2 separate regions of the Homo sapiens genome follow, and region 1 is linked to region 2. A link is an interaction called in ENCODE POLR2A ChIA-PET data of the cell type or tissue named here. Cell type or tissue: PC-9. All regions are shown on one strand. Region 1 overlaps LINC02669 (long intergenic non-protein coding RNA 2669). Region 2 overlaps LOC105376360 (a long non-coding RNA gene).

Region 1 (5,000 bases), 140 kb after region 2:
GTTTTAGTTCTGGAATTAGTGGTATTTTTCAAGGAATGTGCTCATGCCATCTAACATTTCAAATTGATTTGCAAAACAATGGTCATGATACTCTCTGCTTCCTAACCCAAAGAACCTGCAAAAATGTTCTTTTACCTGGTAAAAGGAACTTGGCAGAGATGACTAAATCAAGGATCCAGTCACGCTAATATCTCACAAATAAGTATCTCTGTTCCACCCCTCTTCCCTGAGCTTGAGACCCTCAACACCCCAGCACAGCACTGCTAACCAAGTGCCTTACAATCTTGGATGTTCCACAGGGAGGAACCAAACCTTTGAGCCTCTACGCATCTCCCTCTCCTTCCTTTCCTGGATTCCTCTATCTCAATCAAATCATTACTCAGGTCCTTAAACTACACCTGCGTTCATTTTAGTTATCTGTTTAACATTTACTGGCTTCACATTATTTCCTCAGAAAAAGGAAAAAAAAAGTGAATTTCTTGCCCAGATCTGCAACAACTTCTAAGATCTGACCTGTAGCCACCCACACCTGGAAGCTCCAGCCTTGCCTCTCCCCAGTTCACCCAGTAAGCGCTGGACACGGGGCTGAGCTGGGACTTCGATGCTTACTCTGCCTGGAAACCTCCTTTCTCTCTCCCCACTTCTGAGGCTCCGCTCAGGTGCTGTTTTACCTGAAACCCTCCAGGCTGTTCTCTCTGGAAATGCCTCTCTCTTCTGCCCTTTATCTTCCACCTGAATGGGAGGATGTCTCATTCCTAACACTCAGGACAGGTCTTCATAGCGTTTATCCTGCTTTGTCATCTGCATGCCCCACAGGGCTGAGAGCTCCAAGGAGCTGTGAATCACACCTCCGACTCCCCCCAGGGTACAGGAACGGGGTTCAGAATGCTCTTCCCAAAGGTGAGATACAACATGAAGAGTGGTTATTTCTGGGTTATGGGATGAAGAGTAATTTTTTTGTTTTCTTTATTAGACGTTACTAAATGAACCTGCTTGGTGTTAACCACATGTGGCTTTTATAATCAGAGAAATAAAACAAAACTGACAGTAAAAATACATAGAAGAAGGATTATGTAAAATTTATAATTAAAAATTTGTTGATTTTAAATGATGGTGCTTAGAGGGTATTACCTTTGTCTTCAAATTGGAAAGCCTCAGCTGTCCGGGGTAATGATTTGCCCAAACACTCCATTTAATTCGAGTTTTACTGTCTGTATTTTGTAACAATAAGATTATTGCTTCTATACCCTACACATGCGCAGAGAGATAAAGGAAGGGTATGTTCTTTTAACTTCTTTTCTAATCTTGGGTCCAAGTCAAGGGATTTTATTTCTAATGCTTGGTCTTTACAATTTTTCTTTTTTCTCATTTCTCCTTGATTTTCCAAAAGGGAAAAGGGGAAACTCTTGGGTTTTGGTTTCAGCATTATTCCCAAAAGACTTCAAATTAATTTACAGGACTCTGGGTTGAGCGCAGTTGCCTTTCTGGCCTGAGGGTGTAAACTTTTTCTTAGGCAAATTCCCTGCTGAGTTCCCAAAATAGCAGAGAGTAAATGTAGTCCCACGTGTTTTGAGTCTAAACAGATGTATGTATGTGGATTTGTAAGTGAGTCACATCTATACTGTTCTTTTACTCGAGAGTAATTGGGCCAGGCACTGTGGCTCACGGCTGTAATCCCAGCATTTTAGGAGGCCAAGGCGAGAGGATCACCCGAGGTCAGGAGGTTGAGATCAGCCTGGCCAACATGGTGAAATCCCTTCTCTACTAAAAATACAAAAATTAGCCTGGTGTGGTGGCGCGCACCTGTAGTCCCAGCTCCTTTAGGAGGTGGAGGCAGGATAATTGCTTGAACCAGGGTGATGGAGGTTGCAGTGAGCTGAGATCGTGCTACTCACTCCAGCCTGGGTGACAGAGCTAGACTCCGTCTCAAAAAATAAATAATACAAATAAGTAAGTAGCGTAATCGGCAGAGTATTAAGGAGTCATTCTCCTGCCAGCCACGCTGAATGCACACACCCTGATGGCAGTGAACAGCGTCCACTGGATGTGAGCTTAGTGCTGAGGACCAGCACGCCTTTGCTAATGTCCTCAAAGGGAAGGCCCCTGAGGCTCGGAGAGCTGATGCCCTGCCTGGGGTCTCAGGCTTATGCCGCTGGGATGTCTCTGCTCTCCTCTGTCTCGTGACCACCATGGCGCAGGCTCTCTCTGCATCTTTCCCATCCTCCCCACCTTCCCCCTACAGTTGCCCTCAAGCTTCAGTTCCTAAAGTAGAAAAGAAATAAAAATAAAGCGAAACCAGTACGATGACTCACTGGTGAGCCAAGTATAATTTTCCTTTAATACCGCACAGCATATAAGGCTAATTTTGAGACAGCTCGCTTTCCCCCATGGAATAGCCAGATAAAGTCACTTTCTTGAGGAAACACAGCTGCTTCTAAAGAGAGGAAGAAATGACTTTCTCTGTGGTGATCGCCCGTTTGGAATGTCCCAAGGCTACATTCAGTGCCCCCTTCGCCACTTCCTCCACCTGGGAGCACCGCAGGAGTCGGAATTCCAAGTGTGGTTCATCCACAGCCTCTTTCTCATGGCCTGAAACGTGCTTTTTACTGGAAAACACTCTGATACATCCTGAAGCTAAATGCTTCTTAGAATACACTGTGATGTAACACTGTGATGGAAATCATCCCGTAAAAGCCGAGTGAGGGCAAGCATTCCCCAGTCAGGCGGCGTGAGGCTTGCCTGACGTTCACGCACTTCTAACAAGAAAGGAGGTAGCTCACACTCAACGCCGTTACTTAAGTAAGGTTAATAGAACAGCAGACAGGAAAAAGCACAAAAACTTAGGAAGACACAGAGCCATGGGCTCCCCGCCAAACACCTTCGGTGATTGCAATACAGAAGACGGCACGTGGAATCTGCCCTTGACTCCTTGAAAATACGATGTGACCGAGTTTTCAGTGTTAACAGGAACCGAGACAAAAACGTTCACGTATTTTGTTATCATCTGTGCTCTGGGACATGAGTTATGTTCTTGAAAATTCTGAGTTTGGGCTACATTATTTTAAGAGAATTCACAATAAAACCTTATATAATTATTTGTTCTGTGATGGAAATGTTCAAAGAAATAATCTCTTCCTGGGTACAAAAGTGGACATTAGGATAGACCAGAAAGATTAGTCCTCTTTATATACAAAAACAGGTTTGGAGAGAGGATTGTCAAAGAGGTGGAGAGGCAGCCTCAGAGAGAGAGAGAGAACAACCTCAGATGAGTCATTCAAGTCTGCTAAACTTCAACTTACCCAAATGAAAATGAAGATAATGATACCTGTTCTTATAAGGTCAGGCAGGTATCATTGTTATGACAGCAAATGAGATGCTTCATCTGAAAGCGCTAACCAACCTTGAGACAGTATTTAATCCCACTGAAGACACCTCTGTTCATGAGCTTTGGTGCAGAAACTAGTTTTCAGAAACAAATCAGTTTAAAAAAAGTACTTAAAATGTATTTATATAGAGTTTATTTGCATTACATTCCTAGAAACAATGTTTGGTTTTGAAAAGAGCATAGATACACTATGTTTGGCTGTAATGTGATAATTGTGTTTCCAAGAAAGCTTATACTGTTAGAGATTATTTTATAAACTATTGATTCAGTGGGAAAAGTTTGGGAATGGCAGTTGGATGGTTTCAGATTTACAACTGAAAAGTTATTTTGCAGATAGGCATTTTAGTGAGTAGGTGAGTCAGTCATCGCAGATGTATAAAGGTTAGCCTACACATCACGGAGTGATTCTTTCATTTGAACGCACTGATGCTTCTCACACAGAGTGGCCTTTCCCTCCGCTTTCCACCAGCATCATCAATTTCCAGGCATCTCACGCATTCTAGATAATATTCTCACTCACTGTTACAATGTTGAATGCACAGAGCTACTCAAAGTGTCTGTATTGCCTGGACAATAACCCTGGGTAACAACCAATTACTGGCTTCTTGGGCAAATTCTGTTCCCAGGATAATCTACCTCTTTTTAGCCATTTAAAATAATATAACCTCTTGCTATAGAATTAATGTCTGTATTGACTTTCATTTCCATTTTTAAAATAAATTAAACTTCCCACAACCCATTTCCAGGTTAGACTGAATAGCAACAATGGTGATGATAATAATAGTAATAAAATGGATCTTACTTATTGAGAGCTTACTCTAATGCTTCAGTACCGTTCCAGTGTCACTGGTGAAAGTCATTTGGTGTTGCAGTATTTTACAGTGAACGAGCGCATCAGACAACCGCTTCTCCGTGGTTCAGCTGCAGCCTATATTCCCCGGGCTACTAAATTGTAGCCACAAACCAGGGATCCAAATAATAACAAGAAGACTCCTAATCTCTGAGTGTTTAACCTAGGTGAAACTCGCTAAATACTTTGTACATAGATTATCTTATTCAACCTGAACAACAAAAGCTAACAGATAGGTACAGTGATGCTCGTTTTATAGGTTAAAAACAGTAAGCTTCAGAAAGTTGAGTATCTCCTCTAGGATATTACAGCTAGGAGTGTATCAAATCATGATTTTAACCTAGGTACAGGCAACTTCAAGGTTTGAACTTTAAATCATGGCTTCATTTGAGGGGAACAAAAGAATTATTATAAATAATTTTATGTGTCTCAACATAGCAGAATGTTTAAATTTCTATTAAAGATAGACTACCTTACAAAGCGAGGTATAAATTATAAAACAAACAACTTTATTAGAGCCACACTCAGTGTGTCCATATCCTAAGCCATCATCTGCTTCCATGGAACATCTGTGAATTGGCAGAGCTGGACTAGCTGTCTGAACTCAACACAAGCTACAGACTTAAGTTTATAAAGAACTTGCGTATATATTTATACACACATATATGTATATATACACACACACATATATATATGTATATACATACACATATATACACATACACATATATTCAGAGGGAAAGTTAGGGCAGGAGGAACACTGTC
Region 2 (5,000 bases):
ACTGGCAGAGTCTCCCCACAAGGCCCAAGGTCACATCCTATGACATCCCACTGCAGGGTTGCACCTCTGGACCTGTGGACACCCACAGAAGAACAGGGTCTGTGAACCCCAGGGATGGAAAAGATAGAAAAGGGCGACTCTCCACCCCTGGTTTCCTCCACCCAGGCAGCAGCCAGCTACTCGGCAAACTCCCTCTACTCTCGTAGTCTTGTTGGAGGAAGGACCCACCCCACTCTTGCTGAATGCATCTACTTTGCACTGACAAGAACCATATTTTTATGCACTCACGATATTGATGGAGAGACAAAATAAATGAGTTGAGCTAGGTCCTGATACTTATCTAAGTGTGGATGGTGGGAACTTACAATATTACACACAAGGAGTTGCATTATTGACTGCTCTTCAGGAAAGAAGGAAGTCATAAAATTACTTAAGTATTGAGCCTTTTGTATTCCATTTTTTTCCAGCATATCTCTAAACCCTTTGCAGGTTTTATAGACTTCATAGGGGGGAATTCTAGTTCTTGTTTTCAAAAGAACTTAGTGTTGCTGGGAGGAGTGGCCAAAGGAATTTGGAAAAATAAATAGAGTGGAAAACTCTGCATTCTAAGGCAAACGTTTATGATGAAGCATGAACCGTCGCTCCATCTGGGCATGACATTTTCATGTGACTCTTTTGGTACCAGTATTTTGACCCCAGGGACATTTTGACATAACCTAAAAAGATATCATGAAGCTTTCAGCTATTTTTGTTCTAAGTAATGTGCTCAGTAAACATCCTCCCCTCTCCCCCGGGTTTCAGTCCTTCAGAAAGTTGCCCGCATCCCATCGAAGGAGGATTGCAGGGGGAAGGTCAGAGAAAGAATAAGAAATCTGGGTTGTCTCATTAATGACACGTCTTGTGTTTGCATTTTGTATGCAGGCGAAGGACACGGCGACATTACAGAGAGCTCTCTCGAAACGGCTCCCACGAGAAAACAGCGATGTCCAACTCACCATGGTACAATAGCTCGCCTTAGCCACAACTCCACTTGCTCTTCTGGGACTCAGGAAGGCCTTAAAATGTGCAAAAAGATGATGACAGAGTAAGCACGGAAGTCTACCAGTCACAGGCGCCTAGTACGTTTAGTGCTCACACTCCATTCTGCCTTGTCATTTGAGAGACTTTGGAGGCTGCATTGTAAGAAACGGTTGGCTGTGGAAATACATTCCTGTCCATTCCCCTTACTACTTTTGCGATTAATTCCCTATGTTGCATTTTTCTCATGAATAAAGCAGAAATTATAACTATTGAATCATAGGATTACCATAAAGGTAAAATGCTATAAACTTCTATAAAGGTATTACTTCCTGAGGAATACCTCTTATTCATCTTTGATGTTGGCTTGTATGGATCACATTGGCTGGCATGCTGGAGATTTTCAGCAAGAATCTGTTAATAGAACAATAGGTATTGAATTGGTGAACAGAGCGCCAGACATTGGGAAATAATCCTACCGCTTATCCCTTTCCCTTCTCAGCAACTCACCCCGTCTCGGCAGTCAAGAAACTGAGAACCTCCAATGTTAAATGACTTGTCTAAATTCATGACAGAAATTAAATTTAGACCAAGTTTGCCAAATTTAACCATATTAAACAAATATGCAGGATGCTCATTAAACTGAAACATCAAATACACAAGAAATAATTAATCACTGGGACACACTACTACTAAAATAAAAATTGATGTCTACCTGGAATGACACTCTAACTGGGCATCTGCATTTCATCAGACAGCCCTGGTTTGGACTGGCATCCTCTGACTCAGAGGCCCGGGCTCTTTCCTGCTCATCCTGCTTGTCTGGAGAACAGAAATGATCAGAGGTCGGAATGATGGGAGCAGGCAGGGCAGGAGGAGTGGAGAGAGGGAAAGACGGACGCGAATATGTGTATGTCAGTGTGGTCAGGCGTCCTGTGCCGGGGCTCCCAGCAGTGCGCTGCCGGATTGCGCATTGAAGCCCTCTGGAAATACGCCACACCCCTGCCAGATGGAAAGAGATGTGCCTGGATTGCAAGGAGCACATGACCCACTCGGAAGAATATGCAACTAATTGCTAATTTCATGTCTGGTTGGCAGCTTGCCCACAGTCCTTGCAGGTGTCATGAACACGGATCTCCAAGGAGCCTGCGCCGTCCATCATCTCGGTTTTGCTTTCATTCTAGGGCTGATCTCATCCAAAGTGAGCGATTCTGCTCACTTTGATCCATTATACTCCGTGCGGTTAGTCTGGATTATTTACGAATGAAGTTGCGAGGCTACATTTTCTCCTTCATTGTTCAAATCGTTGCTTTGTGAAAAATACCTGGCAAAAAACTTAAGTGTTGGAGAGTGGCTTCAGAATGTGCCTCCTGAGTCACCCTGATGAAGGTCGAAGGTGAACCACATAAAAACATCTCTTTGGACCAGGCACGGTGTCTCACGCCTGTAATCCCAACACTTTGGGAGGCCGAGGCAGGCGGATCACCTGGAGTTCGAGACCGGCCTGGCCAACATGATGAAACCCTGTCTCTACTAAAAATACGAAAAACTAGCTAGGCGTGGTGGCGGTGGCTTAAGCCTGTAATCGCAGCTACTTGAGAGGCTGAGGCAGGAGAATCGCTTGAACCCAGGAGGCAGAGGTTGCAGTGAGCCGAGATCTGCCATTGCACTCCAGCCTGGGAAACAAGAGTGAAACTCCGTCTCAAAAAAAAAAAAAAAAAAAAAAAATCTCTTTTGTCTTCTCCTGTGACACACTATTTCTATTCAATGTAAACCAACACGATCCTAGTAATATCATGTTATAAACCCTTTTCAGAATCGTCTATGAAATTAATGGAGTTAGACCTGGAACTGGGGATGACTTTGCCCCAAGACACACCTGTGAGTGAAACTGTCAGGCTGCCAGGGGATTCATGGTAAAACAGGGTTGCTCTGAACTGCAGAGTTAACAAACAAGTTAGTGCGTGCGGGAGCCATCGAAACTTCCCTCCTGCCAGGAAGGATAAGCAGAAACTATGAATAGAAAAAAAAAAAAAAAAAAACTTCAAGGTAAATAGGAATGTTTTGGTTTGAAGAAAGGCTGATTGTTTTTACAAAAATCCCCACAGACCTGGCAGCAATTATTAAAGAAGTTATTACTGCGGGTGAGGGAATGAAGATTTCAGATGAATATGCAAAAGACTAAAGTCATGTTTAATGCAAAGAAGTAAGCAAACAGTAGAAATAATTAAAAGCTGTTAAGGCATATGTCTGTTTGGCTGACACATATGCTATTAAAAAAAAGAGACTATATAGCCAGTTGCCTCTAAGAATCTGTCTTTGCTGCAAACCATTTCAATGAGTAATAGTGTACAATCATATTTTACATCCACGAACTGCCTTTCATCAAACACATCAGGGTCTATACTCCGTCTCGCTCTTCCACAGACAGACATGACATTCATCGTGGAAGTAATTCACCTCTGGCCTTATCTGAAGAGGCTGGCTTTGGTTACCTGTTCCAGCCAGCTGTTAATTATCTACAGATGGATTTGGTGACAAAAGAGCCCATTCTCCACCCTGCCAGCCGGACACCTGGCTCACCACCCTTTCCCCTATTCCTGGCCCTGAATGATTGAATGGAGAAACAGTTACCAGCCTGATGGCAAGCTGTCCTTAGTTTTCTCTTTTTCTTTTTTGTACTGTCTCTCTCTCTCTTTTTTTTTTAATTTGGCTAAAGTTGAGGAAAATCATTTGAGGGATGCCAGATTAAGTTTCCACCACCTAAAATATCAACCTGTAAGGGACCAAAATCAGTTAAGATTAGGTTTGATGCAGAAACACCATTTGACCCAGCAATCCCATTACTGGGTATATACTCAAAGGAATATAAATTATTCTACTATAAAGACACATGCACATGTTTATCGCAGCACTATTCACTACAGCAAAGACATGGAATCAACCCAAATACCCCTCAATGATAGACTGGATGAAGAAAATGTGGTACATATACACTATGGAATACTATGCAGCCATAAAAAGGAACAAGGTCATGTTCTTTGCAGGGACATGGATGGAGCTGGAAGCCATTATCCTCAGCAAACTAACACAGGACAGAAAACCAAACACTGCATGTTCTCACTTATAAGTGGGAGCTGAACATTGAGAACACAGGGAGGGGAACAACACACACACTGGGGCCTGTTGGGAGGCTGGGAGGAGACAGAGCATCAGGATTAATAGCTAATGCATGCCAGGTTTAATACCAGGTGATGGGTTGATAGGTGCAGCAAACCACTATGGCACACTTTTACGTACGTAACAAATCTGCACATCCTGCACATGTATCCTGGAGCTTAAAATAAAATAAAATAAAATTTTAAAAAATATTAAGTTTGATGGCAAATAAGAAAAACTCAAACTGGCAGTAGCTTCCATAAGGTGGGGTTTATTACTCTTATGAAGTCTATGAAGTGGAGGTAGTCATCCCAGGATTGTCTTTTTTTTTTTTTTTGTATTTGTGGAGAACGGGGCCTTGCTATATTGCCTAGGCAGGTATTGAACTCCTGGGCTCAAGCTATCCTTCCGCTTCTGCCTCCCTAAGAGCTGGGATTACAGGCATGAGCCACTGAGCCCGGCCCATTCCAGATTGATGTAAGTCTCCCTCTATCTCCAGGCTCTGCCGTGCCCAACTTTGGGGCTTCCCCTCGGTCAAGATGACAGCTTGGCTGTCTGTCCTTGCACCCACGTTCCACCAGCTGGCAGGAAAGTGGGAAGAAAAGGGTGCCCACTCCATCTAAGGGAGTTGTTGGAAGCTGCACCCACACTGCCAATCATCCATGGGGTGGAACTTCATCACCCGGCAACCCCTGGCTGGAAAGGAGGCTGCAAATGTGGCTTCTACTCCGAGTGGCTGTGCACGTTTCTGACAGTCAGGAGCTCTACTACTAAAAACGAAGAAGACTCAGGAGGCTTAGCCAGGAGGTCCCTTGAGCCCAGGA

Evidence for each region. ChIA-PET counts read pairs that join two places held together with the same protein. Peaks named below come from ENCODE experiments on the same cell type or tissue, not always from the same donor. Only the 100,000 strongest peaks of a DNase experiment are listed, where the experiment ranks them.
Region 1: POLR2A ChIA-PET joins it to region 2 with 8 read pairs; 1 of 35 experiments calls an interaction of 5 or more read pairs at or near these places.

What each region holds. Positions count from the first base shown.
Region 1 is chr10:3,492,053-3,497,052 of GRCh38, reverse strand. All of the region lies in intron 3 of LINC02669 (long intergenic non-protein coding RNA 2669), which reads left to right. The region is part of intron 1 of LOC105376360 (a long non-coding RNA gene); the gene reads right to left. All of the region lies in intron 1 of LOC124902538 (a long non-coding RNA gene), which reads right to left. Among named protein-coding and RNA genes, the nearest start is that of LINC02669, 8.3 kb to the left of the region's middle. In PC-9, no CTCF peak of the experiment used is centred here; DNase peaks (open chromatin) are centred at 2,572 and 3,232; H3K4me3 peaks cover 1,286 bases; H3K27ac peaks cover 1,733 bases.
Region 2 is chr10:3,633,881-3,638,880 of GRCh38, reverse strand. The region is part of intron 1 of LOC105376360 (a long non-coding RNA gene); the gene reads right to left. LOC107984193 (a long non-coding RNA gene) reads left to right here. Exons shown (of 3, transcript XR_001747330.2): 3 at 922-1,294. Among named protein-coding and RNA genes, the nearest start is that of LINC02669, 130 kb to the right of the region's middle. In PC-9, no CTCF peak of the experiment used is centred here; DNase peaks (open chromatin) are centred at 2,220 and 2,980; H3K4me3 peaks cover 1,581 bases; H3K27ac peaks cover 2,649 bases.